Regions from separate parts of the Homo sapiens genome. Here region 2 is linked to region 1. A link is a contact called in ENCODE Hi-C or POLR2A ChIA-PET data. All regions are on one chromosome and are shown on one strand. Each heading gives the region's core, a stretch centred on a gene start or an enhancer-like site at or near the end of the contact. The rest is flanking DNA. Distances are from core to core; before and after follow the strand shown. Region 1 overlaps LOC105370777 (a long non-coding RNA gene). Region 2 overlaps LOC105370777 (a long non-coding RNA gene).

Region 1 (6,191 bases), core at 2,657-5,156:
GCCGGCCCCCAGGTGTGAACTGATTTCTTAAGAGCACTGGGGAGTACATTAGGGAAGAATTTTGTCTGGATTTGGAGCCTTTGAGACTAGAACTACAAATTTGTCTAGATCCTTTAGAGACTTTAGGGGGTTACACGCTACAAAATGTAACTTCCTGTTTCTACAGGAAAGAAATTCTTTTAACAGGGCTAATAAAGTGAGCTCCTAATGAGGCCTCTCAGACATCAAATAGGCAGAGTAAAAACACGCTTTGATGATGTAAGTGTAAGGGGATCAGAAACATCTCCTTCCCCGACAAAAAATGCTTCCTTTCAAAGCCAGGAGAGCTGAAAATTTAAGAGCAAACCACACTTTGCCAAAGCCAAGATATCTGGAACAAGATTTTGAAGATATGAAAAGATTAAGGAAAGTCTCATTAGGAACCTGCCAGAAGCCACCCAGCCTTTGTGCCTTCCCCGACTGCTTCCCAAAGACATTGTAGTTTCAACATCCTCCACCACCACACCCTGCTTTCTTCAGTAACCTCATCTAAAAAAAAAAAAAAAAACTGTTCCAAAAACACTTCTCCAATAGTAGAGTGATCATGAGCAAATTCTTAACCCTTAACATTTTGTGGAGTCGCGTAACGCTTTGTGAATCAATGTGCATAAATTGATCATTCCACCTTCAGAAGTCATAATTTCAAGTTAGGAGTTATGAGTTTAACACAGTTAAAGATTTCATAGTCAAAGAAGATTTCATTTCAATATTAAGAATTTCTAGCAACCAGAGTTGTTTTTAGTGGGGCAGTGGGCAAGTTGTTTCAGAAGGCAGTGAGTGTTCCAGCTCTGGAACTGAGGCTCAGGGACAACCGAAAAGGAATAACACAGGTCCTGTGTTATTTTATAGTATACATTATATTACATTCAAATAAATTGGCAGATGTATTTAACAACCTCTGCAATTCCTTGCTACATTAATATTCTATCATGAATAAATGAAGATAAAGCAGACCACTTTTAATGTTTAATAACAAGAGATTCATTCCTCAGGAAGGGATTTAGCTATTACAGGTGTCTTTGTATAACAGCCTTCCTGGGAATGAGTTTCTAGCTATGCAGATCTACCACCTGGTCTACCCCTTTAAACAATAGATAAACTTCGTTCTAAGTAAATAACCTCCCTTGAGAAGATCTGAAACTCCATTTTATAGTTTCAATTTTTGGAAACTTGAAGTCTTTCTGACCTCTGCAGTCTTTTAAAAAGTGGTGATACCCCTTAGAGGCATTAGAGATGTTTCTTTTAGCTATTCCTAGGTAAAGTAGGAGCCAGGAGACATTCAGGTAAACCTGTGCAGCAAGGTTTCTCAACCTCAGCGTTACTGACATTTTGTTGTAGGGACAGTCTTGTGCATGTAGGATGTTTAGCAGAACCCCTGGCCTCTACCCACTAGATGCTAATGGCACCTCACCTAGTCAGGGCAACCAGAAATGTCTCCAGGAAATGCCAGATGTCTCCAGGGTGGCAAAACTGCCCCCGGTTGAGAACCATTGCTGCTAGAAAGGGCCGGAGGGTAGAGGCAGGTAGAGATGGTAGAGGAGGACCTGCGGTCTGAGAGGTGAGGACATCAAAGGGAGGTATAACCAATTTCACAATACTTTTATAGGATTAGGCCTGCTTACAGAGAGTACTTTTTCATCACTCATGCTTCCTACATCTTCCTATGCCAGGAAAATAAGTCCTTTTAGATGTCTCAGAAACTCCTCAGTAACCAGTAGAACATCTGTATGTACATATATATCTCTCACATAAATATAAAGCAAGGAAGGGGCTTCCCCGTTGATGTAATTGGCTAATTCCACAGGGCAGGCAGTCCGAACAGCAGCTGAAACTCTTGAACAGAAGCCGAAGCTTCAGTACACAGGCAGGAGTTCCTCCGCCGAGAAACCTCGGCTCTGTGTCAAGGTCTTCCAGCTGATGGGATCAGGCTCACCAGGTTCTTTAGGATAACCTTTACTTCTCTCTGAAATGATTTTTCAAGTGAATCACATGTACAAAATATCTTCACAGTCACACCTCAGTTAGTGTTTGATTGAATCACGGGGGTATCTTAGTCCATTCGGGCTGCTATAACAAAATACTACAAGCTGGGTAGGTCACAAGTCACAGAAATTTATTTTTCACAGTTCTACAAGCTGGGAAGTTCAAAATCAAGGCCCTGGCAGATTCGGTGTCTGGTAAGGGTCCCTTTCCTAGATGGCCATCTTTCCAATACAACCTCACATGATGGAAGGGGTGAAGGGTGTCTCTGGGGATTCTTTTATAAGGGCACTAATCTCTTATGACCTAGTCAAAGCCCTCATGACCTAGTTACCTCCCAAAGTTCCCACTCCTAATACCATCACCTTGGGGGTGAAGATTTTAACATGTGAATTTGAGGGGCCCATAAACATTCAGATCATAGTGTGGGGATTATAGCCTAGCCAAGGTGACACCTAAAACTGACCACTGCAGCATTCCAGAAATTACTCCCCAGGCTCTGGAGTCTAGCCCAGGACATTCTTCTGCTCATCTCATTTCAGCCTTGCCATAGGCCTTGATCTTGAACTCCCCAGCTTTCATAACCATGAGAAATAAATTTTGGATCCTGCGCCTGGCATCTGTTGCGTGACGCTTCCCTATCATGGCCAAGCCTAAGGTCCAGCTCCCTCAGAAGCATTTTCATGGATTTAAGAGCATCTTTGGAAGGTTCTGTATGGACAGTTTTCTAATGTACAAATAACCAATAAGTACAAAAGAGGATGCCTAACATCATTAGCCATTAGGGAAATGCAAACAAAAACCACAGTAAGATACCACTTCACACCTGGTAGAATGACTATAAGCTGAAAGCCAGCTAGTAACAAATGTTAGTGATGATGTGAAAAAATCTAACTCTCATTCACTGCTGGTAGAAATATAAAGTGGTGCAGCTGCTTTGGAAAATCATCTGGCAATTCTTCAAAAGATGAAACACAAAGTTACCATATCACCTAACAATTCCACTCCTAGGTATATAGCCAAGAGAAAAGAAAGCATGCGTCTACATAAAAATGTAGACACAAACGCTCACAGCCACATTGTTCATAATATCCAAAAAGTGGAAACAATCCCAATGTCTTGTCAACTGATGAAGAGATAAAATGTGCCATATTCAGACAATGAAATTATTCAGTCATAACAAAGAATGAAAATACCCACACGTGCTACAACATGGATAAACCTTGAAAGCATTATGCTGGTGAAAGAAGCAAGTCACAAAAGGCCACATATTGCAAGATTCCATTGGATAAAATATCCAGAATAGGCAAATCCATAAGGACAGAAAGTAGATTAATGGTTGTCAGGGGCTGAAGGTATTTCAAAGAAATGGGAGTGACTGCTTAACAGGCATGGGGTTTCTTTTTGGGGTGATAGAATGTTCCAAAATTGACTGGGGTAATGGCCGTACAACTTTGTGAATACAGTAAAAAACAATGAATTGCCAATGAGTGAATTTTATGGTATGTGAATTATACTTCAAAAAAGCCGTTGTATATATTTTTTAAAAGTGTCTTTGGAAAGCCTGGCAGCAGAAGAGTTTAACAAGCCTGTTGGGGGCAGGACTCTGCAATTAGATTGATGATTAGCCAATGCCCATGCCATCCGCGGGCCCAACCCCTAGGTCAGGAAGCAGGCTGTCAGAGGAAAGCAGGCAGCAAGGCGTTTCTCTGTTGCAAGGATTTGCCATTCCTCCCAGTCAAGCTGGGAGAGGGAAACTCTTCCCCCAGCACAGGGACTCCTTCCAGGATCTCCCTTCAATGTGCCAGTCTCTGCCGACAGTTGTGTAGTCTGCCACCTAAAGCAGGCAGATGAGGGTGGAATCCATCCAAGAAAAAACTAAAAGCTTGCCTAGACAGAGTATTAGCTCAGAAACTGCTCTTTTACCTCAGTGGCTTAAGAATTTTGATTCATTTTGTAACAGTTTATCTTCGATGATGCACCAGTGCATGACTCAGTCAGGTGGCCGTCAGCACCTCTGTGCTGGGAATTTACTAAAGCCCATCTTACTTATTCCACAGACAGCCCTGGATGTTTGCCCAAACTTCCTCCTTCTTCCTGGCTCCCATATATGGGAATTTCTTATATGTTAGCCTCTGAGGGAAAGTGTGGAGATGCTGCCCTTTCACTGCCATTTATAGCTTTAGTGATCTGAGGACTCTTCTGTCTTTTGAAACTTCTATTCAAGAACAAATATTAATGATCAATTGAGACCTTAGCTAGGATTTTCAAGAATGCAAAATAGGTTTTCTTTAAAAAAAAAAACAGATAATTGATTTTTCTTCAAATTTGACCTTGCTGAGATCAGAGTGAGGGCAATAGATTTTTTTTTTTCCCCCAAGATGGAGTCTTGCTCTGTCACCCAGGCTGGAGTGCAGTGGTGTGATCTGGGCTCACTGTAACCTCCGCCTCCTGGGTTCAAGCAGTTCTCCTGCCTCAGCCTCCTGAGTAGCTGGGATTACAGGCATCCGCCACCACATCTGGCTAATTTTTATATTTTTAGTAGAGACGCAGTTTCACCATGTAGGCCAGGCTGGTCTCGAACTCCTGACCTCGTGATCTGCCTGCCTCGGCCTCCCAAAGTGCTGGGATTACAGGCATGAGCCACTGCGCCCAGCTGGCAACACATTTTTTAAGCAAGGGCTCGCCAAGTAGTAGATAGACACCACGTTAGGGTCTGGTCCTCTATATTGCGGGTCCAGAGTTTCACACAACCTGAATGCCCCCAGCCTGTGAGCACAAACACATTTACATTGGTGTTATTACTCAAAGACTGTAGGCTTGCTGCCTTCACTTATATCAGGAAGACCATGTATATCAGGAGGACCACGTATAACAGGAGGACCTTGGCCACTTGAGGAGTCTCCTCCAGGTACTTCAGAGCTCCCCACACATGTCTCAGGTGTGTTCAAGCAGGCCCTGCCCATGCTACTCCCACAGGGCCTTGGCTCATGCTGTCCCAACTCACCTGAGCAATGGGTGCATCCAGTGAGCCCTCCGGACCCCACCATCTCCACACCCTCCAAAGAATGCTGCCACTCCTTGGGAGCTTTTCCCACTGCTCAAAGCAATAGCAGAGGCCTGTATTCCATTCGGCCATTGCTCTCGATGGGTGCCCAAAAACTGGTCACAGGGCACTATGTGGTACCAGAATAGCCCTTTCCCCCTGTTTTCTCTCCCTTGCCTCCCATGTCTGTGCACAGAATTTCTTGTGGATACTTTAGCCAAAATAAGTCCAAACCCATTTTAGAGCTCTCCCTTGCCTCCCATGTCTGTGCACAGAATTTCTTGTAGATACTTTAGCCGAAATAAATCAAAACCCAATTCAGAGCCAACAACCCCACATCCTAATCAGACATACCACAAAACTCATATATATATATATATATATATATATATATATATATATATATATATATATATATATATGGTGTGTATGTGTGTGTTTCACAGTTTTGCTCTTGTCACCCAGGCTGGAGCGCAATGGCACAATCTTGGCTCACTGCAACCTCTGTGTCCCGGATTCAAGCGATTCTCCTGCCTCAGTCTCCCAAGTAGCTGGGATTACAGGCATGTGCCACCACACCCGGCTAATTTTGTATTTTTAGTAGAGACGGGGTTTCACCATGCTAGTCAGGCTGGTCTCGAACTTCTGACCTCAGGTGATCCACCTGCCTCGGCCTCCCAAAGTGCTAGGATTACAGGCATGAGCCACCACACCTGGCTGATATTCTTTAGGCTAAGCCAGGGTTAATCCATCTTATACTCAAGTTTAATTCGTGTTGTTAAACCTAGGGAGACACATGAGTATTAAAAGCCACATTTTCAATTTATTAATTTATAAGGAGAAAGTACTACCAAGTTAGCATTATCTCTCTCTTTCTCTCTTTTTTTACTATCTTCTCTTTCTCTTTCCCTCTCTCCCTCTCTTTCAATAGAAAAAGGTACTTAGGTAGTCAAACTTTTAGAGTAATTATTGGTGAGTGGCCCAAGTGAAGAATGACATAATCCAAATGGCCACCATCAATAAGTTATAGCAGCCTTTATTCATACCATTTCAATTTGAGTTTTCAGATCTCCATCATTCATGATTTACAAAACAGGAGAGCAAATCTCATCCTTTAAATTTGATT
Region 2 (6,191 bases), core at 1,616-4,115, 74 kb after region 1:
CAGTGTGGGCCAAATGATATACACAAAATACACATTTTGTATTCAGTTGATATTTTTGAACTGAAAATAATATCTTCCATCAATCTCTGCTCAGGTGTCACTTGAGCTCCAAGAAGCTGTCTGCACTAGCCATGCCAGTCATGCCTGTCTCCAACCAGCCTGACTCCTTTCCTGTTGCCCCTTCACTAGTTCTGATTTCTCTCATGAAATTTAACTAAGGATTACATAAAATCTGCATAAGTCAAATGCTCTGGAAGATGGAAATTTCTATGCATGTATAAAGCGTTATTGTTATAATTGTACATGTTGCGGCATCCCAGGCAGTAATGCTTGTGAGTTTACATTTGTATGTAACATGCTCTGAGGCTGTACTGTGGGCCAAACAAAAAATATTTGATTTAATCTCACAACAACCTTTATAAGTGGCTGTTAACATTGCCCTGCTTTTACCAGTGAGGAATCTGAGGAGTAGAGAGGTTGTATATATTGAGCCAACACTCATAGTGAGGGACTGGCTCACCCAGAATTCAAACTCATCTCTGTCTGACCTTGAAGCTTACACTCTGAACCATTTTTTAAAACAGTCTCTATATATTAGTTTCCTATTTCTGCTATAACAAATCACCACAAACTTCGTGGCTTAAAAACAACACAAATTGATTATCTTACAGTTGTGGAAGTCAGAAGTGTGAAATGAGTCTTACGAAACTAAAATAAGAATTTGTTCTCTCTGGAGGCTCTATGGGAAACTCTGTCCCTTGTCTTTTTCACTTTCTAGAAGCCACTCACATTCTGGACTCTTGGTCACATCATCCTAACTTCTACTTTGGTTGCTGACTCTTCTCTAGCTCTGACCCTCCTGCCTCCCTCTTATGGAGAGCTTTGTGATTTCTTTGGGATGAATAATCTAGGATAATCTTCACATCTCAACATCCTTATTTAATCACACTTGCAAAGTTTCTTTTGTCATGTAAAATAACATATTCACAGATCCTGGGAATTACCATGCAGATGTCTTTGGGGGACCATTATTCAATTACACACTAAGAAATGCCTTATTTTTTTGTGGGGGGCGCTGGGGGAATCGTTTAACATATAGGTGTGTCTTTGCGTTTCCTTCACTACTATGATTTAAGCTCATTGAGAAAAGAGACTGTCATCTCACAGCTGGCTGTAGCTCTCTGACAGAGCCTGCTGCCTGTGTGCTCCCATCTGCAGGGTGTGAATTCAAGAGATCTCTCCCTTAGCTCTGACCTCTCAATCCCCAACTACTCCACAGAAAAAGAAACTGCCCCCCAACCATTATTGGAGGAAAAGCTTATTATTCCATCATCGGAAATGAAGCTAAAAATATAAATAGTATCGGAAGCTATAACATTGACCTCAGAATTAGACAAATTAGCAAAAATATCAAACCAGTTCTGATGGTGAAAGAAAAGAGCCCTGGTTGACTGAAGAGGCCAAAGGAAGGAGTACGGAACACAGGAAAATGATAATGAGAATTGGGACACTCAAAATAAAATTTTCTTTCTTCACAATTTTGCCAAAGTTCAGGCCTACTGTAAATAAAATTCTGGTAATCATTAGTATTGTTCACCGATATTTTCAGTTCCTTTTCTTTCTGGCACGTAAGATTGCTATTTCCAAATCCTTGCAGTTATATGTGGCTAAGGGACATCTAAGACAAGCAGAGGTACAACATGACTGAAGCGATATGTGTCACATCCGGGTGGAGGCCTTGGAGAGCGGGTGCCACATTCCCAGACACTTCCAGAGTAACTGACAATGCCTGACACCATGGAGCCTCCGTGAGCCTGTGCACCTGAGGATTAGGACATGGGGAAGGGCCTCCAGTTGACCCGTGATGGTCATAAAGCATCAGTAAGGAATAAGCCCTTGTTGTTAATAACCAATCATATATGTGGGTTTACTATATTGCAGCTAATAGAGTCTCTCCTGAGTGATGTAAAAATCTAGTTCTTTTCTGGACACAATGACTATTGAAGGAGAAAAATAAGGAAAGGGAAGGGTGGTTGGATATCATTTAGTGGCAATAGATGTTTTCTCAAACTTCCCCTAAGAACATTGCATTAAATGAAAACGAGCACTCTTCTGGAAACCTGAAAGTATAATGTAACAAGGATATACAAGGGCTTTATAAATTGTGAATCATTTTGCAAATGCTAGCTAAAACAATATTTATTTATCATCCACAACTGCAGCCAAGATTACATGTTTTCTCATTTTGTAAGTCCATAATATTTACCTAGCTCTCACTAAAGAAATACTTAATCACACTGTATGTGGACAATTCAAAAGATCAGAGACAACTCTTCTAATTTATGTGTCAAAACAAATATCCCCAAGAAAGACTAAGGCCACTTGATAGACTATGTACAATTCAAGATGAATGCTTCTTTGCTATTTTTTTTTTTTTTTTTTTTTTTGGAACAGGATCTTGTTTTGTCATCCAGGCTGGAGTGCAGTGGCACAGTCACAACTCACTGCAGCTTCAACCACATTGGCTCAAGTGATCCTCCCACCATCAGCCTTTTTGGTAGGTGGGACTATAAGCACATGCTACCATGCCCAGTCAAGTTTTTAATTTCTTTGTAGAGACAGAGATCTCACTATGTTGCCCAAGCTGATCTCAAACTCATGAGCTCAAGTGATCCTCCCATCTTGGCCCCCAAAGTGTTGGGATTACAGGCGTGAGCCACTGCTCCTGGCCTTGCTACTCTTTTTATTATTCACAACCTCTAGAAATAGTATAGGAGATCCAAGCACTAGTCTCCCGTTGTCATGGATACAGAAAGTGGAGAAGAGAGCAGGATAAGTGGCTTGTTTGGGACTAGACAAGGCTGTCACTAAATGACTCACTACTTCAGCCCTTTGCTCCTCTTGGCACCTGGACCAGCAAAGGCACACATATTCTGTAATTGTTTTGTTCCTGCCAAACCTGTTACAAGGAATAAACTTAGAGCACCCAGAAGTTTAGCAACATATTATCATCTTGGAATGTGACATTATTAAACCCTCCTAATCCCCATGTCTACAAAATTAAGAAATCCAGAGCATGTTTTCTAAATGGAAATGGAAGCGTATACAGGCTTAATCACAAAGAGTTAATTTTTAAGCCCTTAAAATTAGAGAAATGACAATGACAATATAAATTCTTATTTTTACCACTTCTGGGGTGAAGCTTGTTTGGAGAAGCTAGCACTGGTTAGAAAGAATAGCCATGTCAGACTGAGGAAATCACAGCTCTCACCTGTAGTTACTGGCAAAACAAAGTCTGGACTTTGTCTCTAGTGGCAGAGGTTGGAACTTGATCTCTTAGCTTCTAGTCAGTTCTATTGCCACCAAACAAGGAATAAGCAAGATTTCCTTCTCTGGATTGCCTTTGGGATTGACTATCTGTTCATCCTGTTTAGTGAGTCTCCTCTATAAGGAGTCTTCAGGGTTCCAGGCACTCTGAGGGCTGTTTCTCACTCCAGGGCCCCTCTACTGGAGGGCACAAACTGTGGGCCACATACAAGGTACAGCCACACCCCAGGGTGCTGTCAGAGTCCAGCACTCACAAGTTTACAATGGTTACCCACTTGGTTTCACCTCAGGTCACTGTTACTTTCTTTTAGCCACCTATTCTTTAGAAGACAAGTTCCCTTCCTGATTTCTGACCATTCTCTTCTTGACAGGGTCAACTTCCATAGTGCCACCTACCTTCCTCCTTTCCTGACCCAAGCTACTCTTTCCCAACTTTTCTCAGATCCTTTGTTGAAACAATTTTATTTTGCACTGTTACATTCCCTCGTGTGTCATGAGGGGTGCACTTCAAGTAAATGTCCACACTGACAAAGCAACTATATCTCTGTAACTAATTCCAGCCAAAAAGTTCTTCCTAAAAGGAGTATAATTAGGAAAGAAATTATGCACATAAACAACATTCCTTTCCTGGGATGGACTGATGATTGTTGGAAATATTTTATTAACTCATACCCTCCTTTATTCCCAAAAGGATTCAGGGCAGCATCTTTCCATGCCTTTTTTGGAGTGTAGGGTAACATATGCTGCTGTGGTCTGTGAAAAGAATGGGCAGCAGCCGGGTGCGGTGGCTCACGCTTATAATCCCAGCACTTTGGGAGGCCGAGGCGGGTGGATCACAAGGTCAGGAGATCAAGACCATCCTGGCTAACACAGTGAAACCCCGTCTCTACTAAAAATACAAAAAAAGTAGCCAGGCTTGGTGGCACATGCCTGTAGTCCCAGCTACTCGGGAGGCTGAAGCAGGAGAATCACTTGAATCCAGGAGGCAGAGGTTGCAGGGAGCCGAGATCATGCCACTGCACTCCAACCTGCATGATAGAGAAAGGCTCCGTCTCAAAAAAAAAAAAAAACAGAATGGGCAGCTCTTGCTTTAGTAAGGCTTCCATTCTTGTTTTAAGAAATAGCAAAGGGTTAATATTTAAACTCATAAAGCTCTTGAAACCTTGTGTAAGTAACCTTATCCTAGAAAAATGACCTGTATTTTAATTTATATTAGATGGGGAATTTTCACATGTAAACCTTCCCTAGGTAAGAAAAAGAAAAGGAAGATTCCCGAAAGACTCAGATAGAAGAGAGAGGGTAACCGTCAAAGAAAACACATCCTGTCTAGGATAATATGGGGTCTGGATCATCAAAATTGTCTGAATTTTTATTGCTTTCCCTGCCATTATGATTTGAAAAGGCTTGTTGAGATGTCCTCTCTACCAGATTGGATAAATCAATGTCCTTGGCTGGAATGTTCAAGCTCAGAGAGGCCAGGAACTCAGGTGTGTGACCTTCGACTTTTTAATAAATAGAAAGCAATGAAGACTGCCTGAGGTTACAGATCATTGAGATGAGTTTTAATTACCCTTTTGGGGAGACACAAGCCAAAGCGTTCAACAAAACTACAACCCATTGGCTCTCTCGAGTTTAGAACATTAATGTCTCATTTCCATAGCTCTCTCGGTCATCTCTTAAACACAATGTTTGAATTCCCAAGGTCATTTTGCCATGAATTTCTCCCAAACCCTTAAGAAAAGACAATATCAGCAGGGAAAGAGGCCAGTCCACTCTTTCAAGGAAGCAGTTTTCAGAGAAGTATCAAGACCCTTGTCAGCACTAGGAAGGATATGTGAATTTTTATGATTGCCTCTTTACTCTTTCCCACATGTGATCAATGACTAGAGGTGAAGTAAGTCCTTCTCAGGGTGGGACAAGAGGCATGTCTAAGGCTTGTTTCCTTATAATTTTGTCTTTCATTTACTTTCTGTAGTTCTGTGGCCAGCTCATAGGACTCCAGGGACCTTGAGACTGAAGCACATTCTACAAATAAAGTCAAATGCAGTGAGTAATCTGAGCTCAGTGCAGCTGAGAGGGCAGGGGTCAGGCCTGGAAGTCATCAGATGAAAAATCAGACCAAAAATTAAAATGAAAATATTGGCAGCTAGTGAAATACCAAAAAACGACAATTCCTTCATTTGGTCCTCCCTGCCTTTCCAGACCATGATCTCTCACGCTACATTCAAGTTCCAAGGAGATCCTTCTCTATGCAGAGATCATATAGGACCCTCAGGTGCTTGCGAGAGCATATGGTATGTTCTTTGCCCCTGGGAACGTTCTCTTTTGGACATCAGCTGAATCCTTACAAGCTCTAGTGTTGCTCTAGTCTAGACTCAATGGATCACTGTCCAAGGAATCAGACCTATTGATGACTCTCAAAAATTTCAGTAAAGGGATACTTATATAAACATCAAACTGAAGAGCCATTTATCAGCTCTGTGTGCACATAAATCATCACCCAGAGAGAGGATATTTCAACCAGAAAAGATAAGGAAGTTTAGCTAAGCTGTCTGAAGAAAGTCAGTGAAGGTTGAATAAGGATAAAGGGAGGCTTCCCTATTAGGACATGAAGGGAAAAAGGGAAATTCCCCAAATAAGAAAAAAATTGGGACAAGCCCAGTCAATTACAGAGACTGCCCTGAAAAGACTGGCCAATGTGAGCTGACCCTGGAGCTGAGACTAAAAGCTAAATGCCAAAGTCTGTTTCTCAGAGGTCAGCTGGTGCCTGAGACCCAGCATCGGGGTTATTAGGCCATAGCTGGAGCCTTCCTGGCTCAGCCTCACTCCCCAAAGGGCCATTGTTATTCAATAGGCCAATAGTT

What was found. A loop is a pair of places that touch in the nucleus more often than their neighbours do. ChIA-PET counts read pairs that join two places held with the same protein, here RNA polymerase II (POLR2A).
Region 2: a map of endothelial cell of hepatic sinusoid shows a loop between it and region 1 (4-fold over the local background). The contact joins two enhancer-like sites. A Hi-C loop is called at or near these places in 5 of 168 maps with a recorded cell type or tissue (Caco-2, endothelial cell of hepatic sinusoid, prostate gland and 2 more) and 1 of 37 single-sample maps with no recorded cell type. POLR2A ChIA-PET finds 5 or more read pairs at or near these places in 1 of 52 experiments (OCI-LY7).

The regions. Positions count from the first base shown.
Region 1 is chr15:39,075,670-39,081,860 of GRCh38, forward strand. All of the region lies in intron 1 of LOC105370777 (a long non-coding RNA gene), which reads right to left. Among named protein-coding and RNA genes, the nearest start is that of LINC02915, 170 kb to the right of the region's middle. Within about 2 kb of position 3,907, at least 3 of the 41 ENCODE cell types and tissues checked have a DNase peak (open chromatin) inside an H3K27ac peak, as active enhancers do.
Region 2 is chr15:39,151,031-39,157,221 of GRCh38, forward strand. All of the region lies in intron 1 of LOC105370777 (a long non-coding RNA gene), which reads right to left. Among named protein-coding and RNA genes, the nearest start is that of LINC02915, 97 kb to the right of the region's middle. Within about 2 kb of position 2,866, at least 2 of the 41 ENCODE cell types and tissues checked have a DNase peak (open chromatin) inside an H3K27ac peak, as active enhancers do.